Linked DNA regions of Homo sapiens: regions 2 and 3 are each linked to region 1. A link is an interaction called in ENCODE POLR2A ChIA-PET data of the cell type or tissue named here. Cell type or tissue: Panc1. All regions are shown on one strand.

The links. Peaks named below come from ENCODE experiments on the same cell type or tissue, not always from the same donor. Only the 100,000 strongest peaks of a DNase experiment are listed, where the experiment ranks them.
Region 2: POLR2A ChIA-PET joins it to region 1 with 13 read pairs; 1 of 35 experiments calls an interaction of 5 or more read pairs at or near these places.
Region 3: POLR2A ChIA-PET joins it to region 1 with 13 read pairs; 1 of 35 experiments calls an interaction of 5 or more read pairs at or near these places.

The regions. Positions count from the first base shown.
Region 1 is chr7:3,589,178-3,597,177 of GRCh38, forward strand. The region is part of intron 1 of SDK1 (sidekick cell adhesion molecule 1); the gene reads left to right. Among named protein-coding and RNA genes, the nearest start is that of SDK1-AS1, 240 kb to the left of the region's middle. In Panc1, CTCF peaks have their summits at 3,778 (motif pointing left) and 3,984; DNase peaks (open chromatin) are centred at 3,654, 3,764 and 3,964; H3K4me3 peaks cover 2,243 bases; H3K27ac peaks cover 7,988 bases.
Region 2 is chr7:3,255,979-3,263,978 of GRCh38, forward strand. All of the region lies in intron 2 of SDK1-AS1 (SDK1 antisense RNA 1), which reads right to left. Among named protein-coding and RNA genes, the nearest start is that of SDK1, 41 kb to the right of the region's middle. In Panc1, no CTCF peak of the experiment used is centred here; no DNase peak of the experiment used is centred here; H3K4me3 peaks cover 1,132 bases; H3K27ac peaks cover 5,580 bases.
Region 3 is chr7:2,775,799-2,783,798 of GRCh38, forward strand. The region is part of intron 2 of GNA12 (G protein subunit alpha 12); the gene reads right to left. Among named protein-coding and RNA genes, the nearest start is that of GNA12, 65 kb to the right of the region's middle. In Panc1, no CTCF peak of the experiment used is centred here; no DNase peak of the experiment used is centred here; H3K27ac peaks cover 844 bases.

The DNA.
Region 1 (8,000 bases):
TGGCGTGGAGCTTTTGACGTTGGTACTGATCTCACAGTTGGTGCGGACTCTTTGATGTCAGTACTGATCTCACAGGTGGTGTTGGCCTTTTGACGTCAGTACTGGTCTCACAGTTGGCGTGGGCCTGTTGACGTCAGTACTGATCTCCCAGTTGTCATGGGCCTTTTGACATCAGTACTTATTTCACAGGTGGTGTGGGTCTTTTGATGTCAGTGCACAGACTCTTCCCGTGCACCAGCACCACCTCCATGGCGCCTCCCCATGTCTTTTAGGTTTTGCGTATATTACTATTGGCTGCTGTGAGCACCATTTTTGGAAGTACATTTTCATATTGCATGAAGAAATACCTGAGACTGGGTAATTTATAAAGAAAAGAAGTTTAATGGACTCATAGTTCCACATGGCTGGGGAGGCCTCACAATCATGGTGGAAGGCAAAGGAGGAGTACAGACACGTCTTAAATGGAGGCAGGCAAGAGAGCATGTGCAGAGGAACTGCCCTTTATAAAACCATCAGATCTTTGAGGACTCACTGTCATGAGAACAGCATGGGAAAAAACCACCCCCATGATTCGATTGCCTCCCACTGGGTCCCTCATGACACATGGGGATTATGGGAGCTGCAATTCAAGATGAGATTTGGGTGGGGACACAGACAAACCATATCAGAAGACAGTTATAATATTTGCATAATACCCAGACTGTGAGGAATAAGCCAAGTAATAAGCAATAACAGATGGAATATTGAGGTTATGCAGAGTCTGTGCTGTGCATGTCACAGCCTGCACTTGACCTGAGTCATGTGCTTCCTGAGCTCTTTACAGGGTGCTAGGCCAGGATATACGTGAGAGTTACAGTGATTGGAAAATTAGTTTTCCTATTAGTGTAAATACGTATGTGTTAGGGGATAGATGATACACTATTACAGACTTATAAAATGGAAAACTAAAATTGGAATGTAAAGCTTATAGCAGGTAGCCTCAGGCTGTGCTCCCAAACCTTTGGGTTCAGTTTCTTTATGTTTCTTCAGTTTTCTGTTACGGATACTGGAGCAGAAGTTGAATTTTAGTGGATTTGATGTAAAGAAATGGGTATATTTCAACTTTCACCTCCTTTCCTGTTCCTTTTTTTTTTTTTTTTTTTTTGCTTTGAAGTGTGAATGAATAATACTATAGACAAAATACAATAGCAAAGACAAATTATGGATAAATTGGAAAATCAAACTCTGCAGAACAAAGATTTTTTAGTTTTACATCATGTAACAAATTTAATGACAAACTATACCAACAAGTGAATTGACGATTTAAGATATTTCATTTAGCTTCCAAAATGTGAATGCTAATAAGTTTGAAATCACTAAATCACAGTAATTCCTTGCATTGGGCAACAGAAATCTATTAATTAAAATGAAAAGTCTAAAGATATTTTGGGGAAGATTGCAAATTTCAAATAACTGTATGTGGTATCCTCCAGTTCCTTTTAATAGTCTCATCCTTAGCTGCGCATTTACTTCACAAGGGAAACCTTAAAAATACTGATAACAGAGCCTCACTGCTGGACCTTTAGATTTAATGGGTCTGCAGTGAGGGCTGAGTATAGCACTTTTTTTTTTTTTTTTTTTTTTAAGGCCTGGTCTTGCTCTGTCCCCCAGGCTGGAGTGCAGTGGCATGATCGTAGATTACTGTGGCCTTGACCTCCCAGGCTCAAGCGATCCTCCTGCCTCAGCTTCCCAAGTAGCTGAGACTACTGGCATGTGCCACCACACGTGGCTAATTTTTGTATTTTTTGCAGACATGGAGTTTTGCCATGTTGCCCAGGCTGGTAGAGCATTTTAAAAAACTCCCCAGGAGATCCTAATGTGCAAAGTTAAGAACAACGGTTTATATGATAATCATTCTTTAATCATATTATTTGTTTAAAGGTAGATTCCTGTATTTTAACATTTTAACTTTAAGGTTGTGATACTCTGATGAAGGCAGCTCCTATCAACCTGTAGGCAGTTCAAGGTGTTAACCTTTATCTTTAATGTTTTTATGTGTCAGATGGCAGTTAGTATAAGGATTACCTTTTTCCTTTTGCAGTGTCATAATACTGAGTGCCAGGACCTAAGTTTTTGAAACCTCCCAGTAGCCCCTTTTTAAACTGCTCTGAGCCTGCAGGGCACAGCATGACCTAGCTGTTAATTTAGTACTTTCATCTGATTGACCTGGGAAGGATCACTGGCCGCCTAGGGGAGACCTTCCCATTATTAATTCCTGCCTGGATGTCCTTTATGTGTCTGCACAGAGGTTTCGGCTTTGGCCACGTTGTGAAAGTCATAAAATTAAAGAAATATTTTGCACTGGCTGTTCACATTGACATTCAGAAAAACAAATTGCAGTAATCACTGGGGCCTCTTCCTTTGAAAGAACATGCGACCAGTGCCTTTTTAGTTTATATCTTGGTAGATTTGCAGTGGGTCTGCTGTACGTTGATGGGTGGGAAGTGTTAATGATCACTGTGGGCCCATGGCCGCTGGAAGCTATTTGTATTCTTTGCACTCGTGTGGGGCATGTGTGTATATGTGCAGAGGTGTTCATATATTGCTTTTGTTTGCATTTTAAACATGAAGCTCATTTTTAAAGTACTTGCAAAATTTATCCAATGGGAGGCAAACCTTTAAATTAGTGATTCTCAAACTTTGAGTGCATAAGGATCAGATACAGGGAACCTGGGGTGGTGTCTGAAGTTTGAGAGGACTGGGGTCAATAAATTTCCACAAAAGGTGACTTCTCTTAGATGCCCGGATACAGATGACAAACAAGGCTACAGATAGTTCTATACAGAAACAAATGAATATATTTTTACCATTTGTGGAAATTACAGTTTTGAAACTGGGAAGCCCTTTGTATCACTATCAGCTCTATTTTTGGAAGTAATGGAGGAAGTATTTCAACCTGATTACTGCCTGTGGAGTGAGGAATTTCTTAGTGTTTGACTGACCGCCTGCTGATACTTTATTTCTTTAGAGCTCCTCAAGTCATTATAAGAATCACCCAACAGTGTGAAATCAAAATGATTTCTTACTATAAAATGTCAGCTATCTATCGTAAAAGATTATGTGCCATTTAAAAATATAATTGCCGTTTCTCCCCTCTCCCCCACCTTACATTCAGATGTTCCAGAATAACAGAATCCCTGCAAAATGAGAAGGAATCCCTGCAAAATGCAAGGATCTAGCCTGTGCAAATTTCAGAAACCGCCTTCTACTTTAAGTCTTTTAATAGTCCAGATAATTATCACTCTGCTCACTGCCCTTTTCTTTCTCTCTACCTCCTCGTCATTCTTGCGACATTTTAATGATGCTGTTTGTGTATTGCTGCTGATGAATTCTGCCCAGTGAAGGTTATTTATTTATTTTTCCCTGAGCTGGATTTTACCCTCTGTTTACTTATGTTGGTGTTCTGTTTCCTTTCCTAACTGCTACCAGACATTCGTTTCCATGCCTTTGTATAATGCACAGCAGGCTGATGAAGCGTGGGGACTCGCGCTGTGGGAATCCTGCTTGGGTAAATGTCACCGCTTTATATAAAGAACTTTGCTCTATCGTAGCTCCAGAATCTGCTCAGATTGCCACACCTTAACATATGATCTGATTATTAGGAAGTATATGTTTGTTGTGTTTTGAAACACTGATGGGTTTTTAATGCACTGCTGATTAATATGTGAAAGTGAAAACCAGCCAGTGAATAACCTGGAGTCCTTGTCCTCCTGCCCTCTGCAGGCTTGCAGGGCATTGGGCAGCTGGGACTTGTACCTAGGACAAGATTACCCATCTGTGGAAACGCATTGCTGACACCTGGACAAAACGAGTGTTGCAAGTGGAAATCAGTGGAGATGCAGAAGAGAATTTTGCCTCTGTCCTGCTAATGGGGAACATATTTAACTTGGTGCAGTATCTGCAGTAAGCTAGTGTGTTAGGTACTATTTGAAGGAGTCTTACTCATCATCAAGTTAATTTCTTGACTTTAAGAACGTATTTATGCAGCAGCCCTTTTCTCAGCACCTCTGGACTTTTGAAAAGTGGCCTTTTGTCTTATTTCTACATAGAAGCACTGCCCCTGTGCTTCCCTTTCTGGTGTAGGGCGCATGGAGCACTGGGGACAAGGTGGGGCTGTTTCTCAAATCTCCTGCCCCCAGGTCTGGGGATAGTATGTGATGCACATGAGCTTCACCATGCATCAGCTGCCCCGTTCTCCAAACCTAGCTTTACTCAAAGACCTTGGTGGTTTGGAAGTGCTCAGCTCATCTTTGTATACTTCTACTTGTTTTGGAACATCATTCCTTTGAAGAAAACTTTGAAGACAGCTTCTCAAGATGTTTGTCTTTCCTATTGCCGTACTGCATTGACTAGCCTCAGCTAAGGACCTGGACTAAAAGATAGGCACCCATGCTTACTGGGGAACCTCTTGAGTCTTTAAGAATGTATATGCAAGCTTCAATCAACTGATGGATGATTCCCCTCCAATCTCCCTTCCCTTCCTCCTGCTCACTGGCCACTGGCGACACCCCCAAACAAAAAGCTGTGTATACGCAAGAGGGCATATGGCACAGTGGGTGAGAACGTAAGCTCTTGAGACAGGTTCCGGGTTCTGGCTTTGCCACTTCGCAGCTCTTTTCTCTTTCTGAACCCCTGTGTGCCCGTTTTCTCATTTGTAAAAGAATGAAGATAATAGCACTTACCATGCCTAGCATAAACTGTTGTTTCCTAAATATATCATTTTAACAACTTTATTGATATATAATTTACAGCCATAGGGTTCACCATTTTAAAGTGTGTAATTCATGATTTTTAACATGTTTAGGGAGTTGTGCAACCATCATCATAATCTAATTTTAGAACATCCCCAAAAGAAACCATGTACCTACTAGGAGTCACTCTCTATCTCCTCCTGCCTCTCTGCCCTGCTTCCCTATTTCCCAGGTAATCACTCACCTACTTTGTATAGATTTGCCTACTAGGGACATTTATATTAATGTAATCATACATAGACGGTTTTTGTCACTGACTTGTTTCACTCAACATAGTGTTTTCAAGGCTCATCCATGTTGCAACATGTGTCAACACCCAAATTCCTTTTTATTGCAGATTAATAAAGTGTGTGGATATACCACATATTGCTTATCCATTTATCAGTTGATAGACATTTGGATTGTTTCTGCTTTTTGGCTATCATGAATAATGCTGCTATGAGCATTGATAATACAAGTTTTTGTGTGGATGTATGTTTTCGTTTCTCTTGAGTATATACCTAAGGATGGAATTACTGGGTCGTATGGTAACTTGATACCTAACATTTTGAGAGACCGCCAAACCATTTCCATTTTACATTGCCGCCGGTCATGTATGAGGGTTCTGATTTCTCCACATCCTTGCCAACACTTGTAATTGTTTGTCTTTTTGATTCTAGTCACTTTACTGGGTGGTTTGGGTGGGTTACCTCATTAATTGTGACTTTGATTTTAATTTTCCCAGTGACTAATGACATTGAACATTTTTCCTGTGCTTATTAGTCTAAATATACTATTGATTGTAAGAAAAATTGCTTACTGTTTTAGAGATAATACTGATATAAGAACCATCAGTCCCTGCTTTCATTAGAGGGGCAAGAGTGAGGATAGTTTTAAAATCAAGCATACTTAAAGAATCATACCTGCATCTCATTAAAAGAAAATGTTATTTCTAGGTAAAGCTAAATCATCATTAATGTATAGGGTTTACTGTTTTTCTAGTAGGTTTATGTGTAGAGCACTCATTTTGTTTGGTTTAATCTCTAGTTGCTTTTATGTTTTAATTTAACAAAAATGGGTGATTGGAAAGATGGAAAATACCCTTGTTGCCACCACAGTGAGTTCCAATTTGATTTCAGCAACGCGTAGAAGATTGAAGTCAGATGCAGCCAATTTTCTCCCGATTACTTTTTTTTTGAATCTTGCCTGAATAATGTGAGCTTTTTCAGCTAGCTAATTAACACTGTTTTTTTCTGCCATATTGGTGACTTTATGATATTTTGCTTGTAATTATATATATATTCATTTATATACTTCTACCCTATTCGTAACTTTATGATATTTTGCTTGTAAAAAATTATATATAAATTCATTTATATACTTCTACCCTATTTATTAAATGTCCCCTGCATGAAATATATATTAATAGCTACTGCATGGATTATCTTTGATTGCTTTTCTAATAACAGTTATCTGGACTTTGCTTGGTCTTGGGTAAGAGGCATATTTGTATGTATATTTTCTCATTTTTGAAACAGAAACATAAACTGTTGCCTCCGATATATTTAATAAAACTCACCAGCACTACTGATAATATTTAATTATGCAGTTATAATTCTATTCATTTTTAGTTTACATTCTGAATCTTAGGGGCAGTGAGGCAGAGTGACATGATCATGGAAGTATTTGTACCACAGGGGTTTGACCTTGACTCTGCCACTTCCTGCGTGACTTTGAACTAGTCAAAGTTACCAGTTCAAAGTTAGACTTTGAACGAGTCTAATTGTTAGAGAATGGCATGAACCCGGGAGGCGGAGCTTGCAGTGAGCCCAGATAGTGCCACTGCACTCCAGCCTGGTCGACAGAGTTAAGACTTCATCTCAAAAAAAAAAAAAAAAAAAAAAAAAAAACAACAACAAAAAAGGAGGTTACAGTCTGTTTATGTTGTCTAGTTACTAGTCAACACTAACCACTCTGGCTCGGTGTTTTAACCTGTCTAATGGGTATTTTTTTTTTTTTTTTAAGTCATACCATCTACCTGATGCGGTCGTTGTGAGAACATTTCAGATAGTATTTATTAAAATATTTCCTCCTTGGTATGAAGTAGATGCTCAATAATTGTTAGGTAGCACAGATTAATTATCCTTTATCTAAAAATTCCAAATCTGAAATGCTCCAGTGAGCATTTCCTTTGTTGGTGCTCAAAAAGTTCCGCATTTTGGAGCGTTTCAGTCTGTCGTTCCAGGGGTAGTAACAGAAGCTGTCATCTTGCTGGCTCTTCCATCTGGCTGGGTTGCATGAGAGTTAAACAGTAATAGGAGAAATGAAATTTCAGTAATAGGCAGTCTCCTTAGCACAATAATTGGTACAAGAGAGTAAGTCTGACAGTGCCAGTGACCATCAGAACAAACCACAGTCATTGTGGTAAAGTTGCTCGAGGCAGTGACTGAGGAAAGTGTGTCTCCATTTCTGTAACAATGGGTAGATGTCTGCTCTAAGGATTTTTAATTGAGGTAAAATGTACAGAAAGCATGAAAAGAATTTCATAGATGTTAAGTGCATAAGCCGGTAAGTTTTGACAAACGCATGGACTTTGTGACCACCTCCTCACTCCAGATGAACGTCTCCATCACCCCTGCAAGTTCCCTCAGGCCCTTCCAATTAATCTCCATCCCTGTAGGCAGTCGTTTTTCTGATTTCTTTTCAAATAGATAAATATTACCTGTGCTTGAATTTCATATGAAGGAAATCAAAATGTTAAAAGAAGAACTTCAGACAAAGGAAATTTAGCAGAGTTTAATTGAGCGAAGACTAATTCTGGAATCAGAAGCCCCCAGGCTAGCCTAAGTTCAGAGTAACTCATGCTGCCACATCATCAGATAACACTTATGAACAGAAAAAGGAAAGCACCATAAAAGATAGAAGTGAGGTACAGGTACAGAAACAGCTAGATTGGTTACAGCTTAGCGTCTGCCTTACTTGAACACAGTTTGAACACTGGCCGCCTGTGATTGGCCAAAACTGGTATAAGAGTAGGTTACAGGCTGAGCGAGGTGACTCACACCTGTAACCCCAGCACTTTGGGAGGCCGAGGCAGGCGGATCATGAGGTCAGGAGATCGAAACCATCCTGGCTAACACGGTGAAACCCTGTCTCTACTAAAAATACACAAAAAATTAGCCGGATGTGGTGGCGGGTGCCTGTAGTCCCAGCTACTCAGGAGGCCGAGGC
Region 2 (8,000 bases), 330 kb before region 1:
AATTAAGACATGTTCACTGGTTTTTTAAATATACATATATATATATTCTAAAATTCTATTGTGCACTTAATAGACTATAATATAGGGTAAACAAATTTTGTCTGCACTGGGAAACCAAAACATTTGCATGACTTGTTTTATTGAGGTGGCCTGGAACTGAACCTATGATATCTCTGAGGTATGCCTGTACGAGCTTGGGAATCCTTAATATAATAAATTCTCTTCCAACATAATATGATATAATCTATAATTATACATAATAATATAATAATTATAGTAGTAGGATAGACTAATTCTCTCCAATTAATTTATAAATTGAATTCAATCCCAAGATGGTTTATCAAGGAACTTTCAAAGCTTATTAAAAATGTTATATGTGCTTTGGAAGGCCAAGGCCAGAGGACTGTTGGAACTCAAAGTTCAAGACTAGCCTGGGCAACATAGCAAGACCTGTCACTATTCAATTAAATAACAATAAAAAAAGAGTCTGGGCACAGTGGCTCACACCTGTTATCCCAGAATTTTGGAGGCCGAGGTGGGCAGATCTCTTGAGCCCAGGAGTTTGAGACCAGCCTGGGCAACATGGCGAAACCCCATCTCTACTAAAATACAAAAATTAGCCAGGCACGGTGGCATGCACCTGTAGTCCCAGCTACTTGGGAGGCTGAGGTGCAAGGATCACTTAATCCCAGGAGTTGGAGGCCAGCCTAGGCAACATAGCAAGATCCCTTCTCTACAAAAGAGTAAAAAAAAAATTACCTGGGCATGGTGGTGTGGGACTGTGGTCCCAGCTACTTGGGAGGCTGAGGTGGGAGGATCACTTGAGCTTGAGTGGCAGAGGCTGCAGTGAGTTATGATTATGCCACTGCACTAAAGCCTGGGCAACAGAGTGAAGCCCTGTCTGGAAAAAAAAAAAATGGATAAGACTCAGAAATAGCCAAGTGGAAGAGGTGCCGAGGGTGGGGTATGGGGAGCGGCGTGGAGCTTCCAGCCCTCTTCTAGGCCCACCATCCTCCCAGCACCTCCATGTGTCCATCTACCCAGAAGCTCTCTGAACATCATCCTTTAGGGTTTTTATGGAGGTCCCATTACATGTGCATGATAGGTAAATCTTTGGCTATCGATGATTAGCTCAATCTCCAGTCCCTCTCCCCTCTCAAGGTGAGTGGGGGGCTGGGGGAGTGAGGCTGAAAGTTCCCACCCTCTAATCACAGGGTTGGCTCTTCTGACGACCAGCCCCCATCCTGAAGCTATCTAGGGGCCCACCAAGAGTCACCTTATTAGCATGAACTCAGGTATGGTTGAAAGAAGTTTGTCATAAATAACGAAAGAAGCTCCACTACCGCTATCACTCAGGAAATTGCAAGGATTTTAGAAGCTCTGTGTCAGGAACCATAGGAAGACCAAATATATATTTCTTACTGTGTCACCATGCGCTGTAGGAGCTCCTACACAGCTTCATAGTAACACAGGTCCAAGAAAGTCCATTGCATTATTGTTTCTAATAATTCCCAAATGCTCTGTCAGTAATGATAACATAATGTTCAGCTGCTAGTGATGGAAGTGTATCTCTAGAAAGGTTTATTCTCTCAAGTTAAAAAAAAAAGTTGAGGCCTGGTGCAGTGGCTCACGCCTGTAATCCCACCCCTTTGGGAGCCCAAGGCAGGTGGATTGAGATCAGGAGTTCGAGACCAGCCTGGCCAACATGGTGAAACCCCATCTCTACTAAAAATACAAAAATTAGCTGGGTGTGTTGGTGGGTGCCTGTAATCCCAGCTACTCAGGAGGCTGAGGCAGGGAATTGCTTGAACCCAGCAGGTGGAGGTTGCAGTGAGCCAAGATCACACCACTGCACTCCAGCCTGGGCAACAAAGTGAGACTCCGTCTCAAAAAAATAAATAAAATCAATCAATCAATCAATCAATCAATCAATCCAAGGCTGGGATGAAGGCTCCACAAAGTCACCAGGGACCTGGTTTCCTTCTGTCTTCCTGCTCTGTCGTACTGAGGAGGGAGGCTTCATCCTCAGCATCACTGCATGGTCTAATGTGGCTGCTGGAGCTCCAGCTATCAAATCCACATTCCAATCAACAGAAGAGGGCGAGGGAGGGAGGAAGAGCAAAAGCGAATGCCCCAGTCTGTCCCTCTTTGGAGAAGCGCTCTCATATATCCTCCCCTGAAAGTTCTGTTTATATTGTGGTGACCAGAATATATGTGTAGCCACACCTGGAAGCAAAAGAGGTAAAGAAATGTAGGCTTTTAGCTGGGCACATTGTTGCTTTGCGTATCTGTTACTAAAGGAGGGAAAAAGTATTTGGGAAGCAACCAGTAGTCTTTGTCACTCAACTTAAATATCTTTAGGAGAATGGATAAATAAATTACAGTGTATTTGTGCGATGGAGCACTATATAGTAGTTAAAATGAAGGAAATAGAGCTACGTGAATCCACATGGATAATTCTCAGAACAAAATCTCTTGCCCGAAAAAGCGAGTTGCTGAGTTCCAACTCTACGATGCCATTCATATAAAGTTTAAAAGCCTGCAAAACAACACAATGTATCTTTGATGGCTACATAAAATATATATGTTGGGAAGGTATAAAAACATAAATGAAAATGAAAAATACTAAACGCAAGATGATGGTTACCTCTGGAGAGGGAGAGCAAACAGTGTGATCAGAAACAGAGACATCCAGGCTTTCGATTACTACCTGTGATGTTGTATTTCTTTAAAAGACAAGAAAAAATTTGGAGGAAACAGCAAAATGTTAAGGCTTGTAAAAGTCGAATTGTGAGTACGCAGCATTTAACCCACCATTCCCTATATGTTTCTGTATGTTCCACATTTGTCATTGTATATGAGCTAGATAAAGAAGGAGATCAAGATCATCTAGAGGCATAACTTAATGAGATGTAACCCACATATGGCGAATTCCCACCTCTCAAGGATACAGCATGATGAATCTTTACAGAGTGAATTCCTCCAGAGAAGGGTATAGAATCTAGCATCCCAGAAATTTCCTCTCAGTGGCAGCCCCAGCAAAGAAAAAACACTATTGTGATATCTACCACCATTGATTGTATGGTTTTTTTGTTTTGTTTTGAGACAGTCTTGCTCTGTCTTGCCCAGGCTGCAGTGCAGTGGTGCAATCACAGCTCACTGCAGCTTTGAACTCCTGGGCTCAAGTGACCCTCCGGCCTCAGCCTCCCAGGTAGCTGGGTCTACAGGCGTGTGCCGTGACACCTAGCTAATCTCTTTTATTTTTTTGCAGAGATGGGGTCTCACTATTGTGAAACCCAAAAGTCTGAGACAGGTCTCAGTCCATTTAGGAAGTTTGTTTTGCCAAAGTTAAGGATGCGAGCCCATGACACGGCCTCAGGAGGTCCTGGTAACATGTGCCCAAGGTGGTCAGACCACAGCTTGGTTTTATACATTTTAGGGAGATGTGAGACATCAATCAACAAATGTAGGATGAACATTGGTTCAGTCCAGAAAAGGCCAGATGACTCAAAGTAGGGAGGGGGCTTCCAGGTACAATTGGTTGTATTCTACTGAGTTTCAGATGAGCCTCTCCAAAGGAGGCATTCAGATACGCATTCATCTCAGTGAACAGAGGAATGACATTGAGTCGAATGGGAGGCAGGTTTGCCCTAAGCAGTTCCCAGCTTGACTTTTTCCTTTAGCTTAGTGATTTGGGGGCCCCAAGATTTATTTTCCTTTCACGTTGTGTTTCCCAGACTTGTCTGGATCTCCTGACCTTAAACCTCCCTCCCTTCTTAACCTCCTAAAGTGCTGGGATTACAGGCATGAGCCAGCATGCATGGCCTGCGTTTTGTCTTTTGCAAGAAGGAATTGTCAGACGTGTGTGAATGAAAGCAACTCCATCTTAAATAGGAGCTGGGTAAAATGAGGCTGAGACCAACTGGGCTGCATTCCTAGATGGTTAAGGCATTCTAAGTCACAGGATGAGATAGGAGGTCAGCACAAAATATGGGCCATAAATACCTTGCTGATAAAGCAGCTTGCAGTGACGGAGCCGGCCAAAACCCACCAAAACCAAAGTGGCCACGAGAGTGACCTCTGGCCGTCCTCACTGCTACACTCCCACCAGCACCGGGACAGTTTACAAATGCCATGGCAACGTCAGGATGCTGCCCTGTATGGTCTAAAAGGGGGAGGCATGAATAATCCACCCCTTGTTTAGAATATCATCCAGAAATAACCATAAAAATGGGCAACCAGCAGCCCTCGGGGCTGCTCCGTCTATGGAGCAGCCGTTCTTTATTCCTTTACTTTCTTAATAAACTTGCTTTCACTTTGCACTACGGACTAGCCCTGAATTCTTTCTTGCGCGAGATCCGAGAACCCTCTCTTGGGGTCTGGATCTGGACCCCTTTCCTGTAACATATTTACGGCGATCACAAAGGGATTAAAGTGCAGAAACCCTACAGAATCACGCCAAATCATACGGTATATTCTCGTGAATGGCTGACTTCATTTTCTCAGCAGTATGTCTCTGGAGTTCCTCCGAAGAAGCCGTTTTCTAATCTTCAGCACTCATCCAATCAGAAGGCTGGAGCTCTGCGCTCGACATAAGGAAGAACTTCATCATTAACTCCCCGAGCCCTGCAAAGCAGCTGGGAGGGAGATCTAAGTTTTTGGAGTGGATTTCAGGATCCTTTGTACCCACAGCTGTTTAGGGAGCCGGCGTCCTGCTGACAGCTGTAGGTGGATTTGAAAATGTTCCCAAATTCCCTCCTGGCCCTCAGTTTCCCATTTCTCTTCCTCTCCTGATGTCGGCTCTAAATAAAGAAAAAACCAAGTGTCAGGGGCTGCAGAGAGGCTCCTGAGAATGCTCACATCTCAGCTCTCAGACAGCTCACAAGGGGTGTTAAAATAATTAAAGCTGAAAAGGGAGATGTAGGTATTATTTTTAGACAAGCGTCTAAGGTTTACCTGTTATACGTGCCCTTCATTCCTGTCCCTCATTCACTGCCAGCATCTTTTTTTTTTTCATTAAATAGAACAAAAATACACTTAAATTTTATGGCATGGCTAATAAAAAAAAAGGTTAAGTTGAACTCATTTCATCAAAGATTTGTGGTGGGATGACCCACTGTAGTTTTGTTGATGTGTTTGCTTTTTTAACAGACTTTATTTTTTAGGGTGGTTTTAGGTTTACAGCAAAATTGAGCAGAAGGTACAGAGAATTCCCATATACTGTCTGCCTCTCCAACACACACACAGCCTCCCACGCTATCAACATTCCTGCCATCGTGGCACATTTGTAATGGAAACCAAGAGTCTCTGAGACAAGTCTCAATCAATTTAGAAAGTTTATTTTGCCCAGGTTAAGGACATACCCATGACCCAGCCTCAGGAGGTCCTGATGACATGTGCTCAACCTGGTCAGGGTACAATTGGTTTATACATCATAGGCAGACATGAGACATCAGTCAATACAGGCAAGATATGCAATGGTTCAGGATGCGAAGGTGAGACAACTTGGAAACAGGGGCGTCCAGGTCATAGGTAGATTTAAAATTTTTCTGATTGGCAATTGGTTGAAAGAGTTATTATCCGTAGAAAGGAATGTCTGGGTTATGATAAAGGGTTGTGGAGACCAAGGTTTTGTTTTGTTTTGTTTTGTTTTTTGAGATGGAGTCTCGCTGTGTTGCCAGGCTGGAGTGCAATGGCACGATCTCAGCTCACTGCAACCTCCACCTCCTGGGTTCAAGCGATTCTCCTGCCTCAGCCTCCCAAGTTGCTGGGATGACAGGTGCGTGACAGCACGCCCAGTTAATTTTTGTATTTTTAGTAGAGACAGGGTTTCACCATGATGGCCAGGATGGTCTCGATCTCTTGACTTTGTGATCCGCCCGCCTCGGCCTTCCAAAGTGCTGGGATTACAGGCCTGAGCCACTGCACCTGGCCCAGATCAATGTTTTATCCTGCAAATGAAGCCTGTAGATATCAGGCTTTAGAGAGAATAGATTGTAAATGTTTCTTGTCAGACTTAAAGAGTCTGTTTTATCAGCAATTCCAAAAGGGAGGAGGGGATAATGAGGCATGTCTGGCTTTCTCTTTCCAACATGGCCTGAACTAGTTTTTTCAGGTTAGCTTTGGAATGCTCTTGGCCAAGAGGAGGGGTCCATTTAGATGGCTGGAGGACTTAGAATTTTATTTTTGGTTTACAGAAAAAATTGATGAACCTTACACTGTACATCATCATCACCCAGAGTCCAGAGTTTACATTAGGGTTCACTCTTGGTTGTGGTGTGTTTTCTCTGGGTTTGGACAAATGTCTAATGACATTGTAGGATCATACAGAGAGGTTTCACTACCCTAAAAATCCTGTGTGCTCCCTGCCAGCATTTTTTAACATCATCTCTTTCAAGTTGTTTTTGTCAAAAATGTTAAATTACCAAACAATGCGGCGATATGTTCTTGCAAAAGTAAAGGCTACAGATACGTGCTGATGGGTTCTCTCCACTGGTCTGGAAGCATGCAGCACTTACAAAGCGTCCTGACATGGGATCTGTTTCCTGCGTGTGCAGTGGTTGGTGGGTTACACTCTACCTGTCTGCTTCCCCATGTGTGGGAACTACAAGGTGGGCCACAGTTCCTGGTCAGCCACCACACCTAGCCAAAGACTTCCAGAGACTGCTCACAGGTCCCTGGAATCCATCCGTGAAATTGTCAGAGGCATTTGAACCAGAGCACCTCCATCTTGAAGAGGAACTGGGTAAAATGCGGCTGAGACCTACTGGGCTGCATTCCCAGATGGTTAGGCATTCTAAGTCACAGGATGAGGCAGGAGGTCAGCACAAGATACAGGACATAAAGACCTTGCTGATAAAATATGTTGCAGTAAAGAAGCCAGGCAAATCCCACCAAAACCAAGATGGCAACAAGAGTGACCTCTGGTCATTCTCACTGCTACACTCTCCCACCAGCATCATGAGTGTTTACAAATGCCATGGTAACGTCAGGAAGTTCCCCTATACGATCTAAAAACGAGAGGCTTGAATAGTCCACCCCTTGTTTAGCATATCTTCCAGAAATAACCATAAAAATGGGCAACCAGCTGCCCTTGGGGCTGCTCTGTCTATGGAGCAGCCGTTCTTTATTCCTTTACTTTCTTAATAAATTTGCTTTCACTTTACGGGCTCATCCTGAATTAATGAATTAATTCTTTCTTTCTTCTTCTTCTTCTTCTTTTTTTTTTTTTTTTTTTTTTTTTTTTTTTTTTTTTATGGAGTCTAGCTCTGTCGCCCAGGCTAGAGCTTGGCTTACTGCAACCTCTGCCTCCTGGGTTCAAGGGATTCTGCTGCCTCAGCCTCCTGAGTAGCTGGGATTACAGGTGCAGGCCACCATGACTAGCTAATTTTTGTTTTTTTTTTTGTTTGTTTGTTTGTTTTTTTAGTATAGACAGGGTTTCACCATGTTGGCCAGCCTGGTCTTGAACTCCTGAACTCAGGTGATCCACCTGTCTCGGCCTCCCAAAGTGCTGTGATGACAGGCGTGATTACAGGCGTGAGCCACCGTGCCTGGCCCACCTGGCTAATTTTTGTATTTTTAGTAGAGATGGGGTTTCACCATGTTGGTCAGGCTGGTCTCGAACTCCTGACCTCAAGTGATCCTCGGCCTCCCAACCAGGTCCAAGAACCGTCTCTGGGGGTCTTGATCAGGACCCCTTTCCTGTAATATCTTTCTGGTGTCCACAGAAGGGACTATACTGCAGAAACACCCAACCCAAAGGCTAATTTTGGGTAAGTGGTGGGATCCAGTAACAAAATTAATGGACCGACGGAAGTCCAATCCAAACTACAAAAGTAACAGAGACTTGTATAAAACACATGCACACACAGAAACACACACTGCACGGAGCCCCACAGAGAATTCCATTTTTGAATTATTCATTTTTCACTTCCATATTGTCATTGTTTTATCTGCAGTGGAGGGAGAATTCCCTGTTGCTGGTGAAGTTCATCAGAGTC
Region 3 (8,000 bases), 810 kb before region 1:
CCTAAGGAGCCTCCCACAGAGCTGGCAGAGTCCTCCCCTCCCTTCATCCCTCACACTACCTGGACAGGTTACCCAGGGGCACAGGGCCCAGACCCGTACTGTGGAAAAGGTCCGTACAGCTAGGCTTAATGCAGCCATTCTGCCTGCCAGCTGGAGAGACAGAAACTGCCGGTGGCTATGGGGCAGCTCCCCTGGTGGGAAGGCCCTGGACACAGCTGGCAAGTATAGCCCTGGGGGCTAACAATGGGTCTTTTGATTTTTTTTTATGAGACTGGGTTTCACCCTGTCATCCAGGTTAGACCGCTCATTGCAGCCTCAACCTCCTGGGCTTCAGCAATCCTTGCTCAGGCTGGTCTCTAACTCCTAGGCTCAAGTGATCTTCCCATCTCAGCCTCCCAAAGTGCTGGGATTACAGGTGTGAGCCACCGCGCCCAGCCAACAAATGGGTCTTAACCAGAGTGAACACTGACTCTGGACTGGGCTTTGCTTGCCTGGTGGAAGAGGCCAGTGCTCAGAGTGCTATAGAAAGAACAGAACAGAAGACACTGCTCGGATCTGGACACCGACCGTCATTTCCTCAGACCAGGGGACACACTGTACATCCCACGGTGTCCAACAACGGGCAGAGACGCATCCTCCTCGGAGTGAGTCTGACAGAGCAGCGGAACGGGGAGTTAAAACCCTGGCTAAGACAGGGGCGATGAAAGCATGAAGGGCTGGCCCACATTCAACGGCTAAAGGACGTCCCCATTCGATGTTCCTGTTTTGTGGATCAGGGAAAGAGGGGCTGGGAAGGAGGCTGGTGTGACCACACAATTCTTGCCGAGAGAGGAGCAGGCTGGCATAAGGATTACACATTTTTCTTCCTTCCTTGCATCACCTCAGCTTGGCCACCCTGCTCCCACTTGGTGCAGTGATCCTAGGACCAGGTCTTGCAACCCCAGTGCTGGAAGCAGAGCTGGTTCCTAAGCAAGAAACTGTACTGTTTTTAAACCTTACGTCGGGGCCAGGAGAGGTGGCTCATGCCTGTAATCCAGGGACTTTGGGAGGCTGAGGTGGGAGGATCACTTGAACCTGAAAGTTCAAGCCTGCAGTGAGCTGTGACTGTGCAGCTGTGCTTCAGCCTGGGTGACAGAGACTCTGTCTCAATAATAAAATAAGAATAAACCTTACACTGGAATTCCAAGGACCTGATGGGGGTGGGTTGTGCCTTTACCCCATCTGGGAGAACTGGGGTTCACGGTGACTGCAGCTGTACTTCCTGGTGGTAAATACAGCCCCCTAGTCCTGCACCTGTGTAGCCCTACCCTATCTGAATGGGAGTGGACTGAGGGGAGACACTGGCTAGGTTATTGCTGCCTGCAATCCAGACCAGCACAGTGACTGAACCTAATGCTCCTTTCAAACGTGGACGCTTGGGTATAAATGAAGAAAAGGAGGACTAGTAGCAGAGGGTAACGGAATGAATAAATGGGCCATATGATAGAAATCCAATGGTATATTAATACCTCGAAAGCAGCTTCAAAACAAGAGATGATATTGTCTCTTAGTTCAATTATACCAGATGCCTGAAAGGGCGAAGCTATATGTTTGGAAATGGAAAGGAAGACCAAATGTATACTTCACAATATCACAACACTGTTATGAATGGAATGGCTGTGCCTCCCCAAATTCCTATCCCTAATTCCCAGTGGGATGGTATCTGGAGGTGGGGTCTTTGGGAGGTGATTAGGGTTAGAAGAGGTCATAGGTGGGAGCATGACCTGATTAGTGCCCTTATAAGAAGACGGAGAGACATCAGAGCTTCTCTCTCTCTCCACCATGTGAGGAAGCAGCAGGAAGGTGGCTGTCTGCAAGTCAGGAAGAGAGCCCTCACCAGGAACCCCACCGGCCAGCACCTTGATCTTGGGTTCACAGCCTCTGAACTGTGAAAAATATATGTCTGTTTTCAAGCCACACAGTGTGTGGAACTGTTATGGCAGCTCCAGCTAAGACAGAAAACATGATGAAAATACTACTCCTGGGGAATCTGCCCACTCAGATGTGAAAGGCTCATAAATAAACTCAGATTTGTTTCTAAACCTTGAACTCATAAGCAAGGAAATTTTAAAAAGATCAACTAAAACTTGTGAGGTGTCCCTGGTGATCCCAGCAAAGATGTCTTCCAACTTCAGAAGAGGAGGGCCTTTCAATCTCCTATTTACCAAACAGCAAATCACAACTGCACTCACATCACAGGAATGTCTCCGAGGAAATGCTCAAACACGAGCTACACTATGCCGCCTTAGCGGCATAGTCTTTTCCAAAGACTCGCTGGGATACATGTGTCCAGTTGTTAATACTGGTCTGCTAGAAGGTTTAGTGAGAAGAGACTTAAAAAAAAGCATATTTCGCCACAATTTTTTCAAAAAGAGAAAAGAAAAAAGTCATAACAACTTAATAAATCAAGCATTTCATTTGGCTTAAACGCAAAATTCTCACAAAACCTCTCCTAAGAACAGCCAGAATAGGGCAGGCCTTGCTTTTTCACAAGAGCAGGCTGGCTTCTGAGTCTCCGATCACCACTTATGGATTGCATCAGCCCATCTGTGCCACCTCCCTCCTATCTCTTTTGAGAATTTCATCTTTCATTCAAAACCACCCAAGTTAAAGTCTGATTTCTTCCATGACACTCACACCAACAGCTCCCTACTTACATAGAGCTGGAGGCTAAATTGTGATCATCTCTCCACAAGTTGGGTAATACAGGCCCCTACTTCAGGAGTTCAGACCCCTGGCTCTCAGGGAGATGAATGGAAGAAAATCGTTCCTCCTATAGCTCATAGCCCACTGCTGAGCACAAAAGAAATTCAAAATCAGAGAGCCAGGTAGGTAAACAAATACTACTTGCTAAGCATGGTGCTAGATGTTTTCACATCTCTCAGAGTCAGTCTAAAAGGAGGGTATTAATACCGCCTTCCTTGATAGCTAAGGACTGAAGCTTCAATAATATGTAGCGAAAATGGTGAGAGTCCAGGGCTCTTCTCATTCCCTGGGCTTTACTCAGTTCTTGTGGAAGCTGATTAAATTTGTTGAAATCTGGTAAAAGTGGATGGGGAATGGGGTTGATACTACCACCCTTTGAAACTTTCAGATTAAGGGTACGTTATATTTAACCAGAATTATTTCAACTGTAAGCCTTCTTTCAGGAATAATACATAAACTTTATGGGAGGCCGAGGCAAGAAGACTGCTTCACAGTGAGACTATCTCTACAAAAAATAAAATTAAATTAGCTGAGGCTGGGCGTGGTGGCTCCTGCCTGTAATACTAGCATTCTGGGAGGCCAAGGCGGGTGAATCACTTGAGCCCAGGAGTTTGACCCCAGCCTGGGCAACATGGCTGTTTCTCTACAAAAAATTAAAAAGCCTGATGTGGTGGCATGCCTGTAGTCCCCCAGCTACTCAGGAGGCTGACGTGAGGAATGCTTGAGCCCAGGAGGCAGAGGTTGCAGTGAAACAAGATTGCGCCACTATAATCCAGCTTGGGTGACAGAGCCAGACCCTGTCTCATAAATAAATAAATAAGTTGGGTGTGGTGGTGCACACCGGTAGTTCTAGTTACTCGAGAGACTGAAGTGGGAGAATTGCTTGAACCTGCGAGTTCGAGGCTACAGTGAGCTATGATCACGCTACTACACTCCAGCCTGGGAGACAGAGTGAGACTCTCAAAAAAAAAAAATTCCTGTCACAGTAATTTTTATAATTCACTCTAAAATTGTTCTCATGGCCTTTTCTGATTATAAAAACACTTCATTTTTAAAAACTTTTTAACTTTTTTAAGACAGAGTCTTGCTCTGTCACCCAGGTTGGAGTGCAGTGGTGTGATCTTGGCTCACTACAACTTCAGCCTCCGGGGTTCAAGTGATTCTCATGCTGCAGCCTCCTGAGTGGCTGGATTACAGACATGTACCACCACGCCTGGATAATTTTTGTATTTTTAGTAGAGATGGGGTTCTGCTGTGTTGGCCAGGCTAGTCTCAAACTCCTGGCCTCATGTGATCTGCCCACCTCAGCCTCCCAAAGTGGTGGGATTACAGGAGTGAGCCAGCAGGCTTGGCGAATAATACATGTTTTGGCCACAGTTAAAAATAAAAATAATTTAGAAAGTGAATGTTTTCATAAACATATATAAAAATAAGAAAAATAGAACAACTGAGGTAGCTCAGTGGATGTACTTACACCACGTACTAGTTTTTTACACATTTCTGTGTACATATATATATATATATATATATATATATATATATATATATATGCCTGTTTTCCCTTCTAAACAGAAACAGGATATATATTTTGCTACTTACCTCACTTTTTCACTTGATGCGTCAGGGACTTCTTTCCATGTCAACATAGAGAGTTCTCTCTCAGCTTTTCTAACCGCTGGACAATATTCTATCACATGGTCAGTATTCCAGTTTAGTCAACCAACCCCTACCAGTGAATAATTAGGTTGTTTCCTTTTTGTTTTTATAAGCAATACAATAAACATCCTTGCAAATAATCTTTGCATATTGATCTGATTTTCCTTTTTAAAATTATTATTGTAAATTATAACAATATAGGAAAAATGCATAAAAGATACATGCACTAACCGATAAAATAGCAATCACAAAGGTCAACAAATGGACTGCAACCAGCACCTCAGAAGCACCCTTATCAAAACACTCGCTCTGTCTTCTAGAAGCAACCACTGTCTTGATGCTGGTATCCTTTCCAGTAGTTTTATCTCCTGTGTATGCACTCTTCAACAATGTGGTTGAATTCTCAATGTAATCACACTATATATGTGCTTATGTATGAATGTAAACACACTATATGTACTCTTTTGTGTCTGGTATCTTTGGGCCAACATCATAATGTTTGTGAGATTGATCATATTGCTGAGAGCTGTCCTCTGCTCATTTTTCCTGCAGCATTCAGAAATTAAAAAAAAACAATTTACTCACCCATTTTACTGTTGAGGAACATTTGGATTTTTTCAATTATATATAATGCTATGAACATTTACATACATGGCTTTTCATACCTAGGATTGGGATTACTGAGCCACTGGAAACACATATCTTAACTTTAGTAAATCATACCCATCTGTTTTCCAAACTAGAGAAACCAACTTGTGTTCCCACCAGCACTGCAGTGTATGAGAGTTCCTGTCATCCCACATCCTTGCCAATTCTTGGCATTGTCACGTTTTAATTTTTGCAAATCTGTGAGTATATCATAATATCATCTCCTCTTCTCAGAAGTGCCTATTGAAAGCCGTAACTCATACTGAATTGCCTATTTCTGGATACTCACACCTTTGTAGGTTACAGATAGCAAATGACTTCACTGTCACAGCTGGTGCTATCTTTGAAAATATACAGCAGTTCTTAATTTTATGGGAGTCAAATTATTAATCTTTTCCTCTTGGATTTGTACTTTTAGTTCTTTAAGAAATTCTCTCCTACATCAAGATCATGAAGATTCTCTCATATATATGTGTATATACATACACACACACACACACGCACACGTTAAATACATGGTTTTGCCTTTCAAATTTGGTCTCTAATCCATTTCAAAGTAAGTGTCTGTGTGTGTGTGTGTGTGTGTGTGTGTGTGTGTGTGTAGGGTACAATTTCATTGTTCTTTATGTGGTTTGACTACTCTACTTATCTAATTCTGCACCAACACCTCCACTGTATTGAAGTTCTTAAAAAGATAAATCTTAATATCTGATAATTAGAGAAAGGGCTAGCAAACTTTTCCAGTAAACAGCCAAATGGTAAATATTTCAGGCTTTGTGGGTCTAAAGACATGTAGCTGTCTTTACTGTATATTCTTTTTTCTCAAGCCTTGAAAAATGTAAAGAACAATCTTATTTCATGGGTGGGCGTACAAAAATAAGCTACATGAAATTTAGCTTGCAGGCCAAAGTTTGCTAATCTCTGTGATAGAGCAAGTCCATGTTATTCTTCATCAATAACAACTACAACTTGACATCATTACTCCTCAAGGGAACGCAAATCAAAACCACAATGAGGAAAAGAAAACAAAGCTCAAAGACTCACAGTTCCCACTTTGAAAACTTACTACAAAGCTACAGTAATCAAAGTGATGTGTTCCTGGCATAAGCATAGATGTATAGATTGAGAGAATAGAATTTGGAGTCTAGAAATAAACCCACATATCTATGGCCAATTGATTTTCAACAAGAATGCCATTAAATGGGGAAAGAGGAGACATTTAACAAATTGTGCTAGAACAACTGAGTGTCCACATGTAGAAGAATGGATTTGGACCCCTACCTCAAACCATATACAAAAATTAACTCAAAATTTACCAAAAACCTAAATAGAAAATAACTTAAACATAAAAAGAAAATGTAGGTGTAAATCTTAATAACCTTGGATTTGGCAACAAATTCTTAGCTTTGACACCAAAAGTGAAAACAAAAGAAAAAAGAGATGTTAGTCTTCATATTATTTCTTACACATTTCAAACCTTCCATCAGAAATCACATTCTTCCTGTTTCAAGTGTAGTTCCTATGATTCCTGTTGGGAGGATTTGCTACCCATCAACTCTCTGTGTTTGGAAATGTCTCTGTTCTGCCTTCTATTTTACAAAACTCAATTAGATTGAGAGTTAAGCTCTCTTGTAGACACCACCTCGAGATATCATTCCACTCTTTCTGGCGCCTGCTGTAGCTTTTGGGAAGAAAGCTGTCAAACTGTCACTCCTTGAAAGTTCACGTCTACCTTTTTCTGTAGCTGCTTTTAAGATTTTCCTCTTTGTGTTTGGTTTTCTGCAGTTTTATTATGTCTATAGTGTTTTGGTTTTTTTTTTTTAATCTTGCTTGGGATTCACTGGGTTTCTTGACTGTTTGATATGATTTACCAGCCACCGTCACTTCAAACATGGTGCTGCCCCGACTTTTCTTCCTGTGACTCAGTGTTAAACGTGCATTACACCTTCTGACCCCATCCTCCTTCCTCCTGACCTTTTATATTCTCCCTTTTTGTCTCTCAGCTCTACATTCTTGATACTTTCTTCCATTATTTCTTCTAGTTTACTAATACTTTGTTGCCTAACATAGCCATTGAGTTTTTTAGTTTTAAATGTTCAATTCTAGAATTTCTAGTTTGTTCTTTTAAACATATGCCATGTCACTTTAAATAGTGTCCAGTTTTCTAACTTTTATCTTTAAACAAGTTAGGGCAGCTGTTTAAAGACCGGTGTCGGAGTCCAATATCTGAAGCATGTAGGTCTGACCTGACCCCACCGTCTGCTGCAGCCTCTGGTTCCAGGCACTGTGTTGTCTACCTGGGAGTCTGGCTGTCTCTGTGATGCCCCTGCCCCTAAGAAACCATCTGTGGGGAATCTCCATGGTTTAGGGTTAAAGTGTCTTTCCAGAGAAAGTTGGCTTCTACCAGGCACTTGGGTATGTTATCTGTTTGGTGTCACTTTAAACTGGATCCATCGCACAGGGGTTGCCTGGACTGCCATGGTGCTAGGTATGTGGGTGACAGGTCTCCCGGGGAGCTGGCCCATGGGTGGGATTTAGTTTGTCTCCTCCCTCTCCCTGCCCTGCTTCTCTGCTGTCCCCTCTTTGTGCGTATCCTTTCCATTCATCCTCACCCTCTGAGGTCCCCATTCATTACACGGCAGTCTCCTATCAGATCCCCCAACTTCATTTCCACCTCCACTTCGGGACCCCCAAAAGATCTGTCAGAAACTGCAGCTCAGGCTCTGCTTCTCCCACCAGGCTCTTGTAAGGTTTCGCCTGGTGGTGCTTTACAATCCTGTCAGTGCTTAGAGGCTGTAACACATTTATTTATTTATTTATTTATTTATTTATTTATTTATTTATTTATTTATTTTGAGATGTAGTATTGCTCTGTCCCCCAGGTTGGAGTGCAGTGGGGCAATCTCGGCTCACTGCAACCTGCGCCTCCTGGATTCAAGCGATTCTCTTGC